Linked DNA regions of Homo sapiens: region 2 is linked to region 1. The links are chromatin loops, found by intact Hi-C in ENCODE. Cell type or tissue: heart right ventricle. All regions are shown on one strand. Each heading gives the region's core, and the rest is flanking DNA. Links, peaks and the distances in the headings are about the cores only. Region 1 overlaps MOB3B (MOB kinase activator 3B). Region 2 holds the start of EQTN (equatorin).

Region 1 (5,383 bases), core at 119-5,118:
TAAACTAGTCTAGACCACACATAGCAGCCAAAATTTGGCAGGCTTATATATGGGCATCAAGCCATACTGACTATTTACATTTTCATGTAAATGCTCATGAAGACGAATTAATCCCTGCTGTGACTGACATCCTGCAGCAATTTCCAACACTGCAGAGAACATTAAAAAAATAAAAAAGTACAATTACTATTTGGTGTCTCTGACCAACAGCTCCCCTAAGATACTGAGCAGCTTCCTGAGGTGGAGGTTCTGATGGGAAATCTAGGGAGAAATGTTGAGCAGAAGGTACTGAGTTTTATTTATTCCTATCAATAAAGTAGGAGAGAAGTGGCTTAGCAAAGAGAAGCAACCATACTAGGGGGCTTAAACAATGAACGGAAATGCCTCATGTGGCAGCATGGAGACAATGTGAACACATCTGGCAGCTCTTTGTGGAGGGAGTGGTTGTTAAGAGTGGGTTATAAAAAGTAGCTCTTGAAGGTAGAGCCTCTGGCTCAGTGGTGTCTGAGAGAATGTCCCACAATGATGAAAATGTTCAGTATCTGTGATATCCAATACAATAGCCACTAGACATGTGGCTTTTGAGCACTTAACATGTGGCTAGTAAGGCTAAGAAACTAATTTTTAATTTAATGTTAATCTCAGTAGTCACAAGTGGTTGGAAAAGCCTTTTCAAGTATAAAGTTTGATTTTTCTGATTAGAAAAGTGACACATGTTTGTGACAGAAAACTTAGAAAGCCCCAAAAAGTATATACCAAAAAAAAAAAAAAAAAAGCATTATCTATAGTAATACCAAGAGAGAACCACTGTTGGCACTTTTTGCTCTATTTCCTTTATCATCTGTGGACATATGATTAGTGATTTTCCAGTACAGTTTTGTATCCTGCTTTTATTACTTAATATTATATGCTAGCAATTTTCCCATGAGAGACATCTTCAACTATAATTGATCATATTTTAGGCCCTGAAACAAATCAGACCACATCTCATCTCTGACCAAATTAGAAACAAAGAGAAACCCTAAAACAAAAATGAACCACCCAACACCCTATAAACTAGAAGCAAAAGTTCTCTGGACATCAACAAGGGATGAATAAATAGGACTGGCAGAGACATGTGGCTATTTTTGCCACATCCCCAGTTACCCAGCATAAGGCAATTCATTGGAAATAATCATGTTTCTTTGCTATTTTTCCAATTGACACTTTAGAATACATCTGCCAAGTCTCCTAAAATGATATCTGGCAGGCCCTCCCACTAATCTCTGAGCCTTTGCATTATCCTGAACAACCACCAACAGCCGATGCCACCCTGGACACACATATACTTGTCATCTGAACTGGCAAAGCCCCATGAATGCACACTCCAGCTACTCTTGGCAACATGTACACCCCCTCTGCCCCTCTGCTGCCATGGTGGGCTTTTTTTTTTTTTTTTTTTAAGACGAAGTCTCGCTGTTGTGCCCCAGGCTGGAGTGTGATGGCACGATCTCGGCTCACTGCAACCTCCGCCTCCTGGGTTCAAGCAATTCTCCTGCCTCAGCCTCCTGAGTAGCTGGGATTATGGGCACCTGACACCACGCCTGGCTAATTTTTGTATTTTTAGTAGAGATGGGGTTTCACCATTTTGGCCAGGCTGGTCTGGAACTCCTGACCTCAGGTGATCCACCCGCCTAGGCCTCCCAAAGTGTTGGGATTACAGGCGTGAGCCACCACGCCTGGCCCACAGTGGGCTTTAATCCATGAAGGGCTCTCTAAGCAAAGAGAAACGGTTGTCTTGGATGAAAGATGACAGGGCTGCTGACACATCATATCAGTAGTAATCCCAGTAGGTCAGTAATCTTAGTAGTGACCCATCAGTAATCTCTGTAGGTCAGGCTGGGAGGATTCTAGGGATGATGTCTTTTACAGGTGGGGAAACTGAGGCTCAGAGCCATTACATGCCTTGCCCCATGTGGTAACTAATGTGGTAGCATAATAGTGGAAATGCCATTGTAAAGGCCAAACTGTCAGCTTCACAGGCTGCAGCTCTTTCTTCTATAATGGCTGAGTCCACATCAAGCCTTCTGGCTGAAGGCCAAGGAAGCCGCCTGACAAGAAGCAACCCAGAGGCCTCTGTACAGATGATGTTTCAAAAGAAAAGGTCCTTTCAAAAGCCCCACAATGGCTCTTCATTGCTGGCTACTTTAGGGAGTAGCTCTGGCTCATGCGAGAGGTTCTGCTTCTTTTCACAGTCCTGACTTGATCTTACCATTGCAGGCCAACCTTGGCTGCTGCACTCACCCAAGCAACTCTGAGAGAAGTGTATGTGTGGCCTGGCTACCTCTTAGGGCAACATGAGGTCAGTGTATTCTGGGGCCTGGATAGGCTTGTGGCTGGGCCTTTATGAGACAAGGCTTTCCAAATCTTTGGTCTTCAAATTGTTCTAAAAAGCACCCGTTTTTAGAGGATAGTTTTGGTGGTAGAGCCTACCATAAATCTCAATCATTAGCCAAGAGGCACCTACACACTGGGGGTGGGACATGCACTTTGGTGTGACAAAATGGCAGTGATAAGGGATGGAGAGGAATGTGGTTCAGATGTTGAGAAACTGCCCATCACATCTGCTGGAAATAATAGTAACAAGTCTGGCCAGGTACCATCTGTAATCCCAGCACTTTGGGAGGTCAAGGCAGAAGGATCACTTGAGCTCAGGAGTTCCAGACCAGCCTGGGAAACGTAGTGAGACCCTGTCTCTACAAAAAATTTAAAAATTAGCCAGGTGTGGTGACATGTGTTTGTAGCCCCAGCTACTTAGGAGGCTGAGGTGGGAGGATCACTTGAGCCCAGGAGGCTAGAGGATGCAGTGAGCCATGATCACACCAGCCTGGGTGACAGAGTGAGACCCTGTCTCAAAAAAAAAAAAAAAAAAAAGTAACAAGTGTGAGGAGATGAAATAATATATGTCAAGAGGAACTAACAGATTATCTGGAACTGAAGAAATGAAGTTATTAATTATTTCTTGAAAATGCTTGTGCGTCATGCACATGGTAAGAATTCCACGAAGGGGTGTCTGTCATATGATGATGTGGGAGGATGAGGAGCAACAATGAAAAGGACTGCACTTCCTGTGTGTGTGTGAAGCCCTCCCATATGGAGTTTCACTTCCTTCCCACCTCCCTCTCCATGCGGCAGTGGTGGCTGTGTGGTTTGAGGCCAGGGTGGAGGCATGAGGAAAATAGAAAAATCTAGAGACACATCACATCACAAAGATGAGCAGTGCTGCCCAGAGTGTGTTCCATGGATCATGATATCTCTAAGATGTCAATGAGTGATAGCAAAAGAAAAAAGTCCAGTAGCCAAATGCAGTTAAATTGGGCGGGCTACACAAAATTGAACAAGTTTCTTTACTGGATACCTTCTCAAAGGCTTTGATATGCTATTGTACACTGTAAATCTTCAAGGGTGGAGACGATGTAGTATTTTGTAAACTCATTTGACCACAGAAGGAAGTCTGTTTTCACTGACCATCACTCAGGACTGGCATTTTGAGGAGCTCTCTTGGCAAACACTGATCTTCAGATTTTTCTCCTTTTTGCTTTACTTCCCCACCCCACTGAGCTAACTCCCAATCCTAGAGGAGAAGAGATGAAGTGCTAAAAATGGTAATTCTCACATTTGAGGGTAATTGTCATCTAGGGTCTTTTCCCTCAACGTGTGGTCTGGGAACCAGCAGCATCGATATCATCTGGGAGCAAAATGAACATTCTCGAGTCTCCTCCTCTCAGATGTACTGAATCAGAACTTGCATTTCAGCAAGATCCCTGGTGATTCACATGCACATTAAAGTTTGAGATGCAGACTGAGGGTGCTTGGTACTAGGCACTAATCTTAATAATTCTGATTTAGTGTATCTGGGGTGAGGCCCAAGAATGTACTTATGAAGTACTTCCTCCAGGAGATTCTGATGCACGTGTGTGTGTGTGGACTCCTGAGAAACCCCTATGGTCCAAGCACCCTGCTATAAGGTAACAGAACAGCTCTGTGGTAACATTGGTTTTCACAGCAGCAGCTCTACAAGGTAGGTGGTGGTATAATCACTTTCATTGTTAGAAACAAGAAAATGGAGCCTTGGAGAGAGAATGAGAAGGTCCTGGACCAAGGTCACCCAGGGGTTAGCAGGTGCATTAGGGTAAACAAGTCCCCTCCTGTCTGTCCTCCCCACCTCACGAATCTCTGTCCTCCCCCTGCCCTAATCAGCTCTTCATTCACAACTACTGCATTGCTAACAGCCCTCTCTGAGTCTGCTTTTGTTTTCAGTGAAAGGCCAACAAAACACTGCGGGCTATTCGTGCTTGCTAATGATAATTCTGATTAGCTTAATTGTGTCAGCTGACTCCCTGGCAGCCAAGGGCCAACAGCAGCCTGCTTATTCAATCAGGGCCTGGCCCATTTTCTAATTATCAGCATCATTTGGGCTGTTTCCTCCAACAAGGAACTTGCTTCAGTTCAAGTTATCTTCAGCTGTTGCATTTACATGAGCAATGGATGATCTGTCACGTCTGTGTCTGTGTCAGTGTGCCAGGCTCCCCCTCCCTGCTGGAGACCAAGTGAAATGGCATGTGTTTGCCTGGGTTCCCAGGCTGCCAGCCATAGCGGCTGAACAGCAGGTCCCAATGGGAGCCATGAGGCAAGCTCTGGGGGTGGATGGATGTGCTGGTCTTCACCAGGCTAGCCAGGGTGACCTCTTCCCAGCTTCTGAATTCCAAACTGTATTCCCACTCAGAGGCCTGATAGGGTGACCAACCGTCCTAGTTTGACAGACACCAAGAGTTTTCCTAGGACATGAGAATTTCACTGCTAAAACAGAGAGGGTTGGTTATCCTTTGCCTGACACACCAGGGCACAAAAGCAGTGTGAGAGGATTCAAGATTTCCTGGGTGATCTATCTGGAATTTGGAACAGAGAATGACTAAGAGTTGAGGCCTCGTCTTTCTCTGTGAGACCTAAAGCTTATGATGCATCCCTGCTCTCTGTCTTATTTTGCTTTTAATGTCTATTGCTAATCTGACAGGATGAAGCATTAGTCCCAACATGGAAATGGGTAAGTGGAGGTCTGCATGCATGTTCTGAGATAAGGGGCGTATTGAAGAGAGTGACCAGTGTGTAATCCCTTTGAATGGAGGTGCATCATCCTTAAAGTACTCTCCCCAATTCAAAAACATATTAAGCATTTATTAGGTACCAGGAACCCTAAGCAATGCAGGAATATGTCCTTTATATTCCCAGCCCTCAAAGAGTTGACAATCCCATGGGAGTGACTGATACAAATACAATTAACTACATTTGCTAGGAGTCTACCTAGGGAATCAATCGTTAAGACAGAAAAGAGGTCATGGGAGCT
Region 2 (5,383 bases), core at 285-5,284, 56 kb before region 1:
GTGAAATGATCCTCTTTGTCCAGAGCAGCTTGGCTGCTGTTCAGTGTAACGACGCAAGAAAGGGAGGCTGAGTATTAAGTGTGTTTGTAAATTGGAAACAGACATTTGGATATAAAGATTTTGGACTACAAATCAAGGGTTTTCAGGTCTAATTTAGTATATATCTCAGTCTGTAATGGGTCCCTCTAGAGGAATGTCACTAAGGGAGTGTTTGGTAACAACTGTGACTGGAAGACCCTTTCTTCAAGTTGATGGCCATTTCAATTAACTGCTTAATACAGGAGTCAATAAAGTTCCATACGGAGTACAGGGCACCCTCTATAGGAGGACTTCTACAGAGGGGCAGAAAAAATTCACACCAAGCCCACAAACCCATGACAAGTGTCTTGCTGCCAAGGAAAGTTGGGAAAGGGAATCAGTTACTGGAGTTGATAGTGATTCAAGCAGAACTCGAAAAGTGAGTAAGTCATCCTTAAATTCTGCTTTGCAACCCTTATCCTCTGGAGAAAAGCATCTAGATTGCCTCAGTTTTTCCCCCTTGCCTTCAGAGTTTTAGGGACTATACTTAAGCAAGCAACCCTTAGTCAAAGTTATCCGCAGATCTCCATCTTCCTGGGGGCTTGCTCCTCTAGAACGTCCCTACCATGCCAGCAGGTCTCCTTCTGTCAGAGCCCCGTTTAAAATGGCAGGAATGTCTTATTCCAATCCCACTTTCCCTGACAATCCTCTGGGGGCCTGAATTGTGGAAATAAAAGTGAGGGTTTCGCAGTCTCTTCCTTGGGTCCTGCAGTCTGTACTCAATAACTCATATCCTAAGGGAATTTGAGGTAGCTGGTACACTTAAGAGCTGCCTCTTCATGTCTTGTCCCAGACAACTCAAGATGTTGTTTGTTGTGGATAAGCAAGATTCCCGTAAGTGATTTACTGAATTAATATAAGCCCTTGGAATGTTACTGTCTCATTTAAATCCCAAGGTTTGAAATTGCTCAAAATATTCCATTATTATCAAGTAGCTTTGTTAATAATTAGGCATTCCTGAGTCTCACATTTCTCAATATTGACATTGCCATAGCTAGAAACATTCTCTCTTCCCCATTTAAAGCTGAAGACAAAAATCAGAAAGGCAAAAAAACGTGGGTTTAAGAAAGATGTAAATTTTCCTAGAATCCTAAATGTAGTTATCATTTAATTTTTCTTTCCACATAAACCATATGTATGAGGTTTAGAAATGCAAGAACCTCCCCAGCTTCTGAAATTATCAGTGTAATGGATGTGGAGTCTCAGGTGTATTTGTGTGGGAGGAAGTGTGAGAAAAGCAGAGAGGATGGCCAAGAACTAAGCTGGATCCCAGTCACAGAATCTACTTTAGAGGGAAAATGTTAGTCTTATTTAGGAACGAAGACTTCTTTTCTCCCCAACAGTCTCTTATTGCTGTTTTGAAATCCTGCTTTAATGGCTTTTACATGTGCAATGGTGCCTTTCACTTCTTACCGTTTTTTAGAGCAAAATTCAGGTCAGTTGTGGCTCTCACAGATATTTCAGACTCAGTGCCATTTGGATTTTGTGTTGTGAACACATCTAAAAACAAAAGCGAAAGTCTTCAGCAACTAGCTAAGTCACTTTTTTTCCTTTACCTTTTTCTTCCTCTGAGTTTTTTTCTTAAAACATGCACTAATTAAAAAAAAATTAAAAAAGTTATAGTCATTTTTTTTTCATCTACAAAATAAGAAAGTGGGGCAAGGGTCAAATCTAAAACTCATTGAAAAAAGCCAAACTAGTATCTTTATGCCAAATGACCCTTTCCAAGAAGCAATTTTTGGAGAAATTTGTGGAAAAAAATATGTAAGCACATAACAGGTGCTGAAGTAGATTTGTAGATGTGCAACATTATCACTGTTTGTATTGACATTATCAAAAAACCGGGTAAGAAGCATTTACCTGCCCTTGAACCTTCTGTTAGACTATGGAATGAACACTTCAGCTTAAAAAGCATATCATTTGATAACAATTAAGGTCCCTCACATATACTCAAATTTACACATGCACATAAAGAATGCTGCTCTTAAGACTCATTAGTGGAGTTGGCTGCAATTCAAAACTAATGTATATATTCCCCCCGCCAAAGGATCAAAGTGAATTGGATCAAGACGGCAGACTGGACATGCACATGTGTCTCCTCTCTCCAAAATTTCATAAGATGATACAAAATTCTATACACACACGAATGTATGTGTATTTAATATTTACATATGTATTCATTTCTCTCTTTGTGAGAACAAAGAAATTCACCCCAGTGTGTATATGAGAAGAATGTACATGGGAAAAACTGCACATAGACTAAATGTTCTCCCACAAGATAACAGATAAATTATGGACGACACACATAAAAACGGTACCATTAATATTTCATCGTTTTTGAGCAATTCCTGAGACAGAGCTATGGAAAAATAAAACAAAGTCACAACCCAACACTCATGCCATGAGTTATGAAAGTATAAAAGTTGAAACACTGGTATCTTTCTAGGGACAGACAGTTTAAAAAAACAAGTATAACAATTGGCCTAATTTCATCTTAGAGTTTGGTTAATTAAATATAAGTTTCACATCAGTAGGGACTTGGTGTTAGACACTTGGCTATCATCCTTGAAAAACATAATGTTTTATCCCTACTTTATGCCATACACAAAAATAATTGGATTTAAAGCTCAAGTTAAAAACAAAAACATAGGCCGGGTGCAGTGGCTCACGCCTGTAATCCCAGCACTTTGGGAGGCCGAGGCGGGCGGATCACGAGGTCAGGAGATCGAGACCATCCTGGCTAACACTGTGAAACCCGTCTCTACTAAAAATACAAAAAATTAGCCGGGCGTGGTGGCGGGCGCCTGTAGTCCCAGCTACTCAGGAGGCTGAGGCAGGAGAATGGTGTGAACCCGGGAGGCGGAACTTGGAGCGAGCAGAGATTGCGCCACTGCACTCCAGCCTGGGCGACAGCGCGAGACTCCGTCTCAAAAAAAAAAAAAAAAAAAAAAACAACGATAAAATTACTTTTAAAATTCAAGAAAACAATATTTTGGACTGGATAAAGCCTGCTTAGGCAAGACACAAAATGCAGAGATTATAAAGAAATAAATAAACAGAACTGATATTATAAAACTTGAAATCTTCTCAGTTATTAAAGATACTTAAACAGGCTTGGCCAGGTGTGGTGGCTCGCACCTGTAATCCTAGCACTTTGGGAGGGTGAGATGGGTGAATCGCTTGAGCCCAGGAGTTGGAGACCAGCCTGGGCAACATGATGAAACACCGTTTCTACAAAAAAAATACAAAAATTAGCTTGGTGTGATGGCATGTGCCTATAGTTCCAGCTACTCGGAAGGCTGAGGTGGTAGGACTGCTTGAACCCTGGGAGGTCAAGGCTGGCTGCAGTGAGCCATGGTCGTGCCACTGCACTCCAGCCTGGGTGACAGAGCAAGACTCTGTCTCAAAAACTGAATACGATACAATAAAATAAAATAAGCCTTAAAGATAAGCAGCATCTTGGCAGAAAACATTTATTACTTTTACCGTAAAAAGGATTAATATATTCTACATAAAAAGAGCCCTTAAAAAGAAATGAAAATACAACCTAATGGAAAAATGGGCAAGGGTATGAACAGGCAGGTCACAGAAGTAGAAATAAAATACCCAACAAATACAGGGGGAAATGATGGAAATTTAAAAAGGACACTTAAGTGAAACCAGGATAATCAACTTTTGCATATACATTTCTATTCACTTTAAAGACTTACATTGTTTTATATCTTTATAATAATTGCCATTTTTCTCATTAGCAGGAGCATAATTGGGAGTATGATCTTCATTCTTTTCTTCCTGCTTATTAACATCTTCATTTAAAGGTAGCACATTAGGCAATGCTAAAAAAAAGTATCACACACCATAGATCAGAAATATGTTGATTTCTTTTACTGCTTTCTTTTTCTAACTGCATTTTTTTCACAAAGGATTAGAGGCAGAGATTTAAAATCTAAAACATACCATAGCTCCAACAATAAAGTTTATATCCTCCTGTAGAAAACTGCCACATACCAATTTTTCATGATTATGGGTCATCCTTCTTACCTACTATTTTTATAAAAGTTTTAAATGCTCTCTCACCTTCAATAGTAGGCTTCAAAGTGCTACTTTTTAAGGAAAAAACTCCAGGTATAAAAATAAACAATATAAAATTCATTGGGAAATTGAAGTGATTTATCCAGTAATCTAGTGCGTCTACCCAGAGCCTCCTTTCTGTGGCCCAGCAGGTCCTGTGTCTAACTAGGACATTATGACATCACTGTCAGATGGGCATCAGAATGTTGGTGGGGGTGGGGGTTCCCAACAGCTTTGTGACTCAGTCTGAAGACTGCTTTATCTCAGGTACTATAATGGTTTTTAGTTATTTTTTAAATAAACCATTACAAGATTTTCTTTGAAAGTTAATAAGTGTGTTTTCATAAAAGAATGTTAATTACTCGGCTCTGGATTTTAAAGAACCATTTGTAGAGCACTCGATTCTGTGGCTAGTCAGGGTGCCACTTGTAACCCGCACGGACCTAGGGGACTGAACAAAGGGGGACGAATGCGGGAATAAAAGACAAAGACAAAAGAGTATATTTGGAAGAAGGGGTCGGGGGCACCTTGCCTCTAGTGGGCAAGGGCCCTGAGCTTTACACAGCCCTCTGTATTTATTAGGCAAGAGAGATAGTGAGAAGGAGGATGGAAGAAGGGGTCAGCTGCCCGGTCCAGAGTAGGCATGCAACACTGCATTCTCTAGATGTCGCAGTAGATAACCTCGGTGCCAGGGAGTGATTGCCTCCAGCAAACCTTCTGTGGGCAGGAGCAGTCGTGAGTTTGCCCACATCCTGCATTCATAATAAACAGTTTGCTGTTTGATCATATAGCCTCCAGTGGAATGCTGAGTGGCTCACGTCCCACGAGCCTTCGGCTCCCTGCAACCATTAATATTGTTAAGAGTAAAATGAGAACAGATCTTTTTGTTTCTCAAAGCATTGCAATATGATGTGTTTTCTTGGATAAATGCAATAAAAATATCTTTTAAAAACTAGTCAGAGGCTGGACGCAGTGGCTCACACCTGTAATCCCAGCACTTTGGGAGGCTGAGGTGGGCAGATCACTTGAGGTCAGGAGTTCAAGACCACCCTGGGCAACATGGTGAAACCTCATCTCTACTAAAAATACAAAAGTTAGCCAGGCGTGGTGGCCCACGTGCTTGAACATGGGAGGCAGAGTTTGCAGCGAGCCGAGATCACACCACTGCACTCCAGCCTGGGTGAAGAAGTGAGTCTCTGTCTCCAAAAAAAAAAACAAAAAACAAAAAACAAAA

The links. Hi-C counts contacts between places; a loop is a spot of excess contacts. Peaks named below come from ENCODE experiments on the same cell type or tissue, not always from the same donor. Only the 100,000 strongest peaks of a DNase experiment are listed, where the experiment ranks them.
Region 2: a loop joins it to region 1, with 5 times the contacts of the local background. A loop is called at or near these places in 1 of 110 quality-filtered maps.

What each region holds. Positions count from the first base shown.
Region 1 is chr9:27,349,479-27,354,861 of GRCh38, forward strand. All of the region lies in intron 3 of MOB3B (MOB kinase activator 3B), which reads right to left. Among named protein-coding and RNA genes, the nearest start is that of EQTN, 55 kb to the left of the region's middle. RefSeq lists an enhancer at 4,134-5,115. In heart right ventricle, for the core only: no CTCF peak of the experiment used is centred there; DNase peaks (open chromatin) are centred at 2,073, 3,154 and 4,580; H3K27ac peaks cover 2,978 bases.
Region 2 is chr9:27,292,825-27,298,207 of GRCh38, forward strand. EQTN (equatorin) reads right to left here and starts at 4,326. Exons shown (of 8, transcript NM_020641.3): 1 at 4,156-4,326; 2 at 3,789-3,914; 3 at 1,492-1,578. The coding sequence starts at 4,231. In heart right ventricle, for the core only: no CTCF peak of the experiment used is centred there; no DNase peak of the experiment used is centred there.